2 separate regions of the Homo sapiens genome follow, and region 1 is linked to region 2. Evidence: chromatin loops called from intact Hi-C (ENCODE). Cell type or tissue: IMR-90. All regions are shown on one strand. Each heading gives the region's core, and the rest is flanking DNA. Links, peaks and the distances in the headings are about the cores only.

The links. Hi-C counts contacts between places; a loop is a spot of excess contacts. Peaks named below come from ENCODE experiments on the same cell type or tissue, not always from the same donor. Only the 100,000 strongest peaks of a DNase experiment are listed, where the experiment ranks them.
Region 1: it touches region 2 in a loop (1.9-fold over the local background); 2 of 110 quality-filtered maps call a loop at or near these places.

Annotation. Positions count from the first base shown.
Region 1 is chr6:128,430,243-128,434,643 of GRCh38, forward strand. The region is part of intron 1 of PTPRK (protein tyrosine phosphatase receptor type K); the gene reads right to left. Among named protein-coding and RNA genes, the nearest start is that of PTPRK, 88 kb to the right of the region's middle. In IMR-90, for the core only: no CTCF peak of the experiment used is centred there; a DNase peak (open chromatin) is centred at 2,329.
Region 2 is chr6:128,490,732-128,495,132 of GRCh38, forward strand. All of the region lies in intron 1 of PTPRK (protein tyrosine phosphatase receptor type K), which reads right to left. Among named protein-coding and RNA genes, the nearest start is that of PTPRK, 28 kb to the right of the region's middle. In IMR-90, for the core only: no CTCF peak of the experiment used is centred there; DNase peaks (open chromatin) are centred at 1,140 and 1,900; H3K4me3 peaks cover 205 bases; H3K27ac peaks cover 180 bases.

The sequences.
Region 1 (4,401 bases), core at 98-4,097, 61 kb before region 2:
GGGAGAAAGTTTAATTCTGTACTTTTAACTCCGTAGTTTCCTCGACTGTAAATAGAAATAATGTCTCCTTTCTCCCAAGATTATTTAAAAGATTATATGGGCATTGAATTCTAAAGTAACTAATGAAGATATTAACATATTTTACAAAATCGATATATGCTAGTTGTCCTCCCAAGTCATCTTTTGAAGTCTTTGACTTTACTTGATTGAACAAGAATTTATCAAGTGTTCATTCTATATCAGAGAGTATACTAAGTACTAATGATGCAATGAGACTAAAATATATTACCTACCTTTAATAATAGCAGAAAAGACAGAGAGGACATGATAACTAGTGAAGCAGCTTATGCACTTGCATGAGAGTGTATAAAACACACATACAAAAATTTAATTCTGCTTTAAAAAATAATAAACAAGAAAAGTCACAAAAGGGTGACTTTAAGGTTTGACGTTGAAATATAAGCAGGAATTGGTCATAGCAAAAAACAAGCCACATTAGGAAAAATTAGACATTAATTCAGGAAAATTTGGATTAGGAAGTCTACTGTGTGCTAGATTCTGAACTGGCACCACACACCCCCGGGGAGAAACCTGGAGACGTGAACATACCTAGTGTCTTCCAAAAAGAACAAGCACATCCCACACACAAACATTTAAAGAAATCTTTATTAGTCAACGTGTGATTTTTAATTTTTTTCTTTTTTTTTTTTTTTTGAGATGGAGTCTTGCTGCGTCACCCAGGCTGGAGTGCAATGGTGTGATCTCGGCTCACTGCAACCTCTACCTCTCAAGTTCAGGCAGTTGTCCTGCCTCAGCCTTCCGAGTAGCTGGGATTACAGGCACCCACCACCATGCCCGGCTAATTTTTGTATTTTTAGTAGAGACGGGTTTCACCATGTTGGCCAGTCTGGTCTCTAACTCCAGACCTCAAGTGATCCGCCCACCTCGGCTTCCTAAAGTGCTGGAATTACAAGCATGAGCCATCGTGCTCGGCCAAATATTCTTAATTATTGTGCAAATGTGTGGACTTTGTATTGTGTTGGGAATGTTTTCCAGGGTTCTTCATAAATTTTAAATAAATATGCAGCCTTAAAACACAAGCATCCATGATAAATAAAATATATTTTGAAAAAGAATACAAAATATCTTTGTGAGCTAAGCAGTCTGAAAATGTCTTTTTTAATAAATAAAACACCAGATTCCAATCTCTCCAGCTCAACTGGTGGTCATAGCTGATGATGTAGGAATGAAATCAATTTAAAAAAAAATATGGTTTAGAATTTAGCAGATGTCACCAATAATGTCAAGAGTACATCAACCGAAATGAAATGCCATTTTAGTTAGGGCAAGCCTCATTATGAACTGAAAATGCTCAAGACATGGTCATGTTAAACTATCAAAAATCCTAGCATTTCCCTGGATGTAATTGTTTGTTTTTCTTTCTTCCTTTCTTAATGAAGCAATGGTCTTTTACAAAACCTCCTTTAAGCGCATCCAACGCAATAAAAGCTCAACATGAGATCTCCTTTTCAATCATAAGTACCTAACACTAAAACTGTTTCCAAATGTAAAGCCAAGAGAGAATCCAAATGAATAACGGTTTGCCTACTAAGCAGAGCTATGTGGCAGGCTGACATTTTCATGGAAAATATACTGTTCTCCACCTCCAACTTTTTTAGACATAGTGGAAAGATGTAATATTATTTATGTTCTTACCCCAATGCAAAAAGGAAGGAAGGAAGGAAGGAAGAGGAAGAAAAAAAGTGAGGGAAGAGAAAGGAAGGAAGGAAGAGAAAAAGCACGGTTGAAAATACAGCTCCTTAGAGTCTTCTAATACAATTTGTTAAAATTGTCATAAACCATTGTGATCACCAACTACTATTTTCAAAGGATTTTGTTTTAAATGCTCAAAACAGAAAATCAAAAACCCCAATGAAAACTAAACACTGCACCTCATTTACAAAATAGGTAGACTGTGATAACTTCTTATTGTACGAATATTTGGATATACTTTAAATAGGATTCCATTTTTAAGTTAAAAAACCTGATACAATTAAATCTTTTAGGAATTACTACTGCAGTATATAAACCAAACTGCACCTTTGGTGCCTTTGCAAATGCAATAGTGTAATAATAGAGAGAAGTTCCTAGGAGACAATGGCTAAACAAATGTACATTTTTCTTATTATAAAACTCTGTCCATTTATAGTTATGTAATAATGAGCCTTGATAGTTTAACATGCTTTATATAAAACTGTAGAATCATTTAGGCCCTTTACAAACCATTAAGATTATCAGCTCTGATGTGAATCATACAAAAATATGCCTATGTCCCTGTTTCAGTCCCAAGATAAAACTATTTTAAGTGAGTCATCAATTCCAGATTTTCAAAGTCAAAATATCCTCACAAAGGGCTCAGCTGAGTCTTTTGAACACAGGTATGAAGTACAAAGTGAATCTAAACCAATGTTACCCCTACCATACAGGTATGTTGTGTTCACAAACACACACACACACACACACACACACACCCTAACTCAATGTAGTTTATTCAATTTTATTTTTACATTTTTATTATTAATTTTTATTCGGTATTTTCATTATTTTAAATTTTATTTCCTTAATCCAGGTATATTCACTTAACTGTCTTATGATTTTGCAGCTATAGTTTATTTTACCCTGATTTTAATATTAGTTTAAATATTTTATCCTTTATTCTTTATTATTCAATTCCCTTTAACTATTTGTATCAATACATAAGGTTTGTACATAGTTATGTGGTACATGTGATATTTAGATTCATGTATACAATATGTATTGATCAAATCAAAGTATTTAGGATATTTACTCAAATATTTATCATTTATTTGTGCTACGAAGATTTCAATTCTTCTACCTATTTTGAAATATACAACATATTGTTAACTATAGTCACCCTACTGTGCTATCAAACACGAGAACGTATTCCTTCTATCTAACTGTATGTTTGTATCCATCAACCAACCCCTCTTCATCCCCGCTTTCCACCCCGCAACCCACACACACCCTTCCCAGCCTCTGGTAATTATCATTCTACTCTCTACTTCCATGAGATCAACTTTTGAAACTCCCACATGTGAATGAGAACATGTGATATTGTCTTTCTGTGCCTGGCATATTTCACTTACCATAGTGAACTCCACGTCCATCCCTGCTGTTGCAAATGACCGGATTTCATTCTTTTTATTCCAGGGCATTTCTAATAGTTTTTTTTTTGTATTTTGTTTGTTTGTTTGTTTGTTTTTGAGGCAGGGTTTTGCTCTGTCTCCAAGGCTATACTGCAGTGGCTCAATCTCAGATTTCAGCTCATTGCAACCTCTGCCTCCCAGGCTCAAGTGATACTCCCACCTCAGCCACCCAAGTAGCTGGGATCACAGGTGCACACCATCACACCAGGTTAATTTTTTGTATTTTTGATAGAGACAGGGTTTCGCCATGTTGCCCAGGCTGGTCTTGAATCCCTGAGCTCAAACAATCCTCCTGCCTCGGCCTCCCAAGGTGCTGGGATTACAGGGGTGAGCTACCATGCCCAGCCTCTAACACTGTTTTTTTTTTTTTTTTACAGACATTTATAAGTAACTTTTACTTACAGATACTAAGAAGATACTTGAGCACAGCAGAGAAAGTCATAAGTACACAGTCCAAAAGCCATAAAGAAAAGACAGAAAGAAATCTTTGAATGATTTTGTATTAAATCACCCCAAATCCCAAGTCAGAGATTTCTTAGGCTAATACGAGATAAGATAATTTATCCTAAAATCACCATTAGGCAACGGTGGCTGACAAACCCATCTTGATTCCATTTAGACAACAGTCTAGGAACTACATGGATAAAATTACTCCTGCAGGAAGATGACAAACTAGCCTCCAAAATAGCCCAGGTGAATGCAAACAAAAAGATTATCTTGTCTCTGGGACGATTCACAACCTCTCCGATGAGGCAGGTAGATATACAAATAACATGATCTCTGAGTACAATTGTATAATTGTGGACTTTTCTCCTGAGCAAACCAGCCATAGACAGACAAGAAGGCATATGGAACTTTCCTAAATGAGTCTTTCTACTCAGTTTCAAAACGACTAATAATACAAATAACTGAATACTTCTGAACCTCCCTTTCAACGTTTTTGGAAAGATACACAACACCCGGGGCAATTGAATATAGCTGTGAACAATGGCAGAGCAGATCCCAACACTAAATAGCCATATGACTTGGAACAAACTGCTTACCCTCCTGAAATTTCAGTTTACTTACTCAGTCATAGAATTCACCTCATATATTACTGCTGAAGTGTTAAATGAGAGCACAAATGTGGAGTGTGTCCGGCACTCAAAGAACTCAATAAATATAATTAGTTAAA
Region 2 (4,401 bases), core at 303-4,302:
AGACTTGAAGGCTTAAATAATTAATTAATTTTCTCATAGTTCCAGAGGCTGAAAGTCCAAGATCAAGATACCAATAAGGCTGGTTTCTCCTGAGGACTCTCCTTGATTTCTGGATAGCCACCTTCTGGTCTTCTGTCTTCATTTCTGTGAACACACATTCTTGGAGTCTCTTCCTCTTTTTATAAGGACATCAGTCATAGTAGATTAGGGCCCACTCTTATGACATCATTTAACCTTAATGACCTCTTTAAAGTCCCTACCTCCAAATACAATCACATTGGGGGTTAGGGCTTCAACATATGAATTTTGGGGAATACAATTCAGTGCATAACAAACAGTATAAAACAATAATAGCTACCTCACATGACTGTGGTGATGATTAGATGTATTACTATACAAGTGCCTGGCTCATGGGAAGTTCTATATAAATGCTTACTATTAGGCTAAGCCCCATTAAATTCACATGTCTAACAAGTATCCACAAATCACAGCATCAAGTGGATGAAAACAGACATTTGCAGTCTGTCTTTAAGATTTCTTGTATTGGGACAGTGATATCTTTGGGGATAAATGGAGGACACATCTTGCTGATAACATCTATCTCAATTCAAAACATGGGTGGTTAATATAGAAATGTTAGTGGTTCCTAACAGGAGCAAAACCAATAGATAGCTTTGATTTTCTCACATTCCCAGTGGGACACAAAGGCTTTTTGTGTCTCAGGATTATGTGCTGATAAAGAATGCGGAAAGAATGTTTATGAGGAAGCAGACAAAAGCAGCCTGGCTCCGGTGTATCCACACTTGGCAGCTGTAATGCAGTTTCGGCTACACCAATAATTTCCAATTATTTTTACCTGCAGTCAATTCTCAAGCTAGAAGACTGTGGTGAGAATATGAGATTAATTTAGACAGGCTCAGGCACTCATGTGAACACCAAAATCTGCCACTAAAACAAACATCAGGCTTACATTAATCTATCATTTTTTTTCTCTTGTTACCTTTTCAATCGCCCTTCATGATCCTGGCCAGGGTTCTGTGTGCGTGATAGATGGCGAATGGAATGGCAGACAGCAGCAGAACAACAGCAGCAAAAGTTACCGACCACAAGCACAGACACTGAAAACGAAAGCGGCTTGGTAACTAACAGGCTAATCTTCACGGCAGGAAGAATACTTGGCAATGAAACTTCCCCTGGGAATTGATTCACTACTGTTCACATTTGTTTAAATGAATTTAACATAATCTTCTAATTGTGGAAGTCTGATCCTATCACTCCCCTGCCTATCTGCCTAAAACTCTTCCATATCATCAGGTTGCCTCCAAGATAAAGTCATCATTCCCTTGCATAACACCCAAGGGTTTCATGATCTAGTCCCAACAAATTGCCACATTCATCTCTATTACAGAATCTTCAAAGATACCAGTAGCAGTTCCTAGTACCGTACTTCTGGGCCCTTCACATGCTGCCTTCTCTATCAAGAAAACCCTCCTCATTGGCTCTGATAACTGCTCTATGTCTTTGGTCTCAATGCTGATATCCCCTCCTAGGCAAATTCCATCCATCCACCCCCAACTGAGTAGTTTGCCTCTTCAGCATGTTCCCAGAATACCCCAAATCTAACACTATTATGGGATATATCATACTGTTACATTGTACATATTTAAGCAACTGCCTACTCAAAATTTTCAAGAGAACCTTGTAGCCTAACTATCCAAAAATGAAAATTCCAATATATTATGGTGGTTGAGATCAAGTATTTCTATATCAGACAGACCTGAGCTTGAAACTTATTTGTCTTTTATTACTCATATGGCCCCAAGAGAAGCTGTAACATGGAGACACAATAATATTTATTTTACGGGATTTTGAAGTATTTAATAAGTAAATACACTTGCCGCAGCACCTGGCATGAGGACAAGTTCATAGCTGTTATTTTCATGCTCAGTATCTAATTCATCTCCTACTACTCTATTGAATATAACCCACTCTTCAAGTTGGACTGTTTGGCCTGAAAATAGTCTTAAGTTTTCTCTTCAGCTGAAATACTCCATCTCCCAATCTTTGCATATGGAAACCCTTGCCTTCCAAAAACCCCTTGCTAGTGCCACACTTTCCACCTATCCTTTCCAAGCCTAGACCTGCTTTCTCCCTTCTCTTGGATAGCCCCCTTGTGCTTTTTGGAAAGGGCAGGAGACACTGATGTTTGCTCATTTTTGTGGCAACCCATACCCCAAATTTTCCCCCAATCCAGAGTGTGGTGTCCCATGTGCCACCAAAATGTAAGTATTTTAGAAGCCGGAATATGTGTTTTTATTGCTCTCTAACAATATCTGGCACATGGTAGGCACTCAACAATATATGTTAAATGAATGAGTGAGTTGGCTGTTTCTATTGCAAAAGAAAGCCAGCATTCACCTCCTTTACTTTTTCCTAAGAGCAAATTCTATTGACCAAAATTCACTAAAAACTGGAAATTAAAACTGCAATTTTTAAAAATTTATTACATACGAACATCTCAAGCCCAGTCAATGTACCCCCCGCTAACTGGCTGGGCGCGGTGGCTCACGCCTGCAATCCCAGCACTTTGGGAGGCCAAGGTGGGCTGATCACGAGGTCAGGAGATCAAGACCATCCTGGCTAACACAGTGAAACCCTGTCTCTACTAAAAATACAAAAAATTAGCTGGGCATGGTGGCAGGCGCCTGTAGTCCCAGCTGCTTGGGAGGCTGAGGCAGGAGAATGGCGTGAACCCGGGAGGCAGAGCTTGCAGTGAGCCGAGATCGTGCCACTGCGCTCCAGCTGGGTGAAAGAGCGAGACTCCGTCTCAAAAAAAAAAAAAAAGTACCTCCCGCCCCCTACACACACACACACACACACACACACACACACACACACACACACACACACACACAGAAACAACTATACTTATACTGTGGTCAATTCATAGAACTAGAAGAGAGTTTAGAAATCACCAAATGCAAATGCTTTATTTTAACCACATGGTAAACAAGCACAATGGGTGACTTGGTGTCATCAAGGCACTTTTCCTCCATCTCTTCATCTGGAAACTCCAAAGGTAACTGTCCCCTCATCTATGATGCTTTATCCAACTTCTCCAGATACAGCCAGTAACTCTGTCATCTGCCTTCTCTAAGCACTTCATTTCTACGTGAGTTATAACATTTATCTACATGTCCATTTCTCCAAACAGACTGAAGCTCCTAGAGGGCAAAACCTAAACAAAGCCTAACATAGTGCTGGTACACACTAGTGGTTTACCACATTGGTTAACGTTAAATATAGACAAACAGTAGTTACTAGAACAGGTGTCTGTGGTCCAACTACCTGGGCAGCTGAGGCAGGAGGATGGCTTGAGCCCAGGAGTTTGAGGCTGCAATGAGCCATGACCTCAACTGTGAACAGCCACCGCACTCCAGCCTGGGTAATGTAGCAAGACCCTGTATCTTAAAAAAAAAAAAAAAAAAAAAAGTGTAGTTACTTGAACCTGCTAATTGATAAATTTTAATTGTTTCGATAAGATTACGTGTTATGCTGACATTCACCATCACCATTTTTTAAAGATATAATGATTTAGTAGATTTTAAATTTAAAAGATAAAATAAGCTACATTATAGTAAATTTTGACAACAATTTTCCTTCTAAATATATCCCTGAAATTAGTATATTGTGTTTCAGATAAGATGTAGGAAGCTTTGTGATCCGCCAGACTTGCAGTGTGTAAATAGGGAACAACTTTGAAACTGCTGCCCAACAGCTGGAGTACTCAGCGGGAGCACTGCAGTTAAAAAAAAACACTTTTGTTTCCCTGGGGGCAAAAGGCTAGAGCCAAACACAATAGTACAACCAAAACAACAAAAGGAGAAAAAATGTTTACAGGATTTATCTTGACGCTTTGGGAAGGAAAATAAAATATTACAACACTTCAATGGAAGTGGCACCACGCCGTCATGCAATCCAAAAGCATTTTAAAATCTGCCCATGATGTTTTTTCTAGTAAACATTTCCAAAAGAGCCTGAAACTTGATTTATGTGTGTGAAAGAGAATTAGAGTATACCTCCCTACATTTTACAACTCACATTAAAACTGTCATAACGCCCTGAAAGTATAGGGGAGAAAGTAAGAGCTGAATTGCTATTTTTCTGACATTAGTAAGCAGTCACATTGTAAAGCCTTTGCTATTCTCACAAAAAATAAATAAATAAAATAAACAAAAATCTCAGTTCTCAACTCTCCGGTATGTGTTCATTTTCTAAGACAAACCACTAAAGAAAATATAAGAATTTTAAAAATATTTCTTCCTTTCTTCATATTTTATTATACATCAACTCTGTGCAATTTAAAACAAACTGTGTGGGTGAGTGTGTGTATCTATCCAT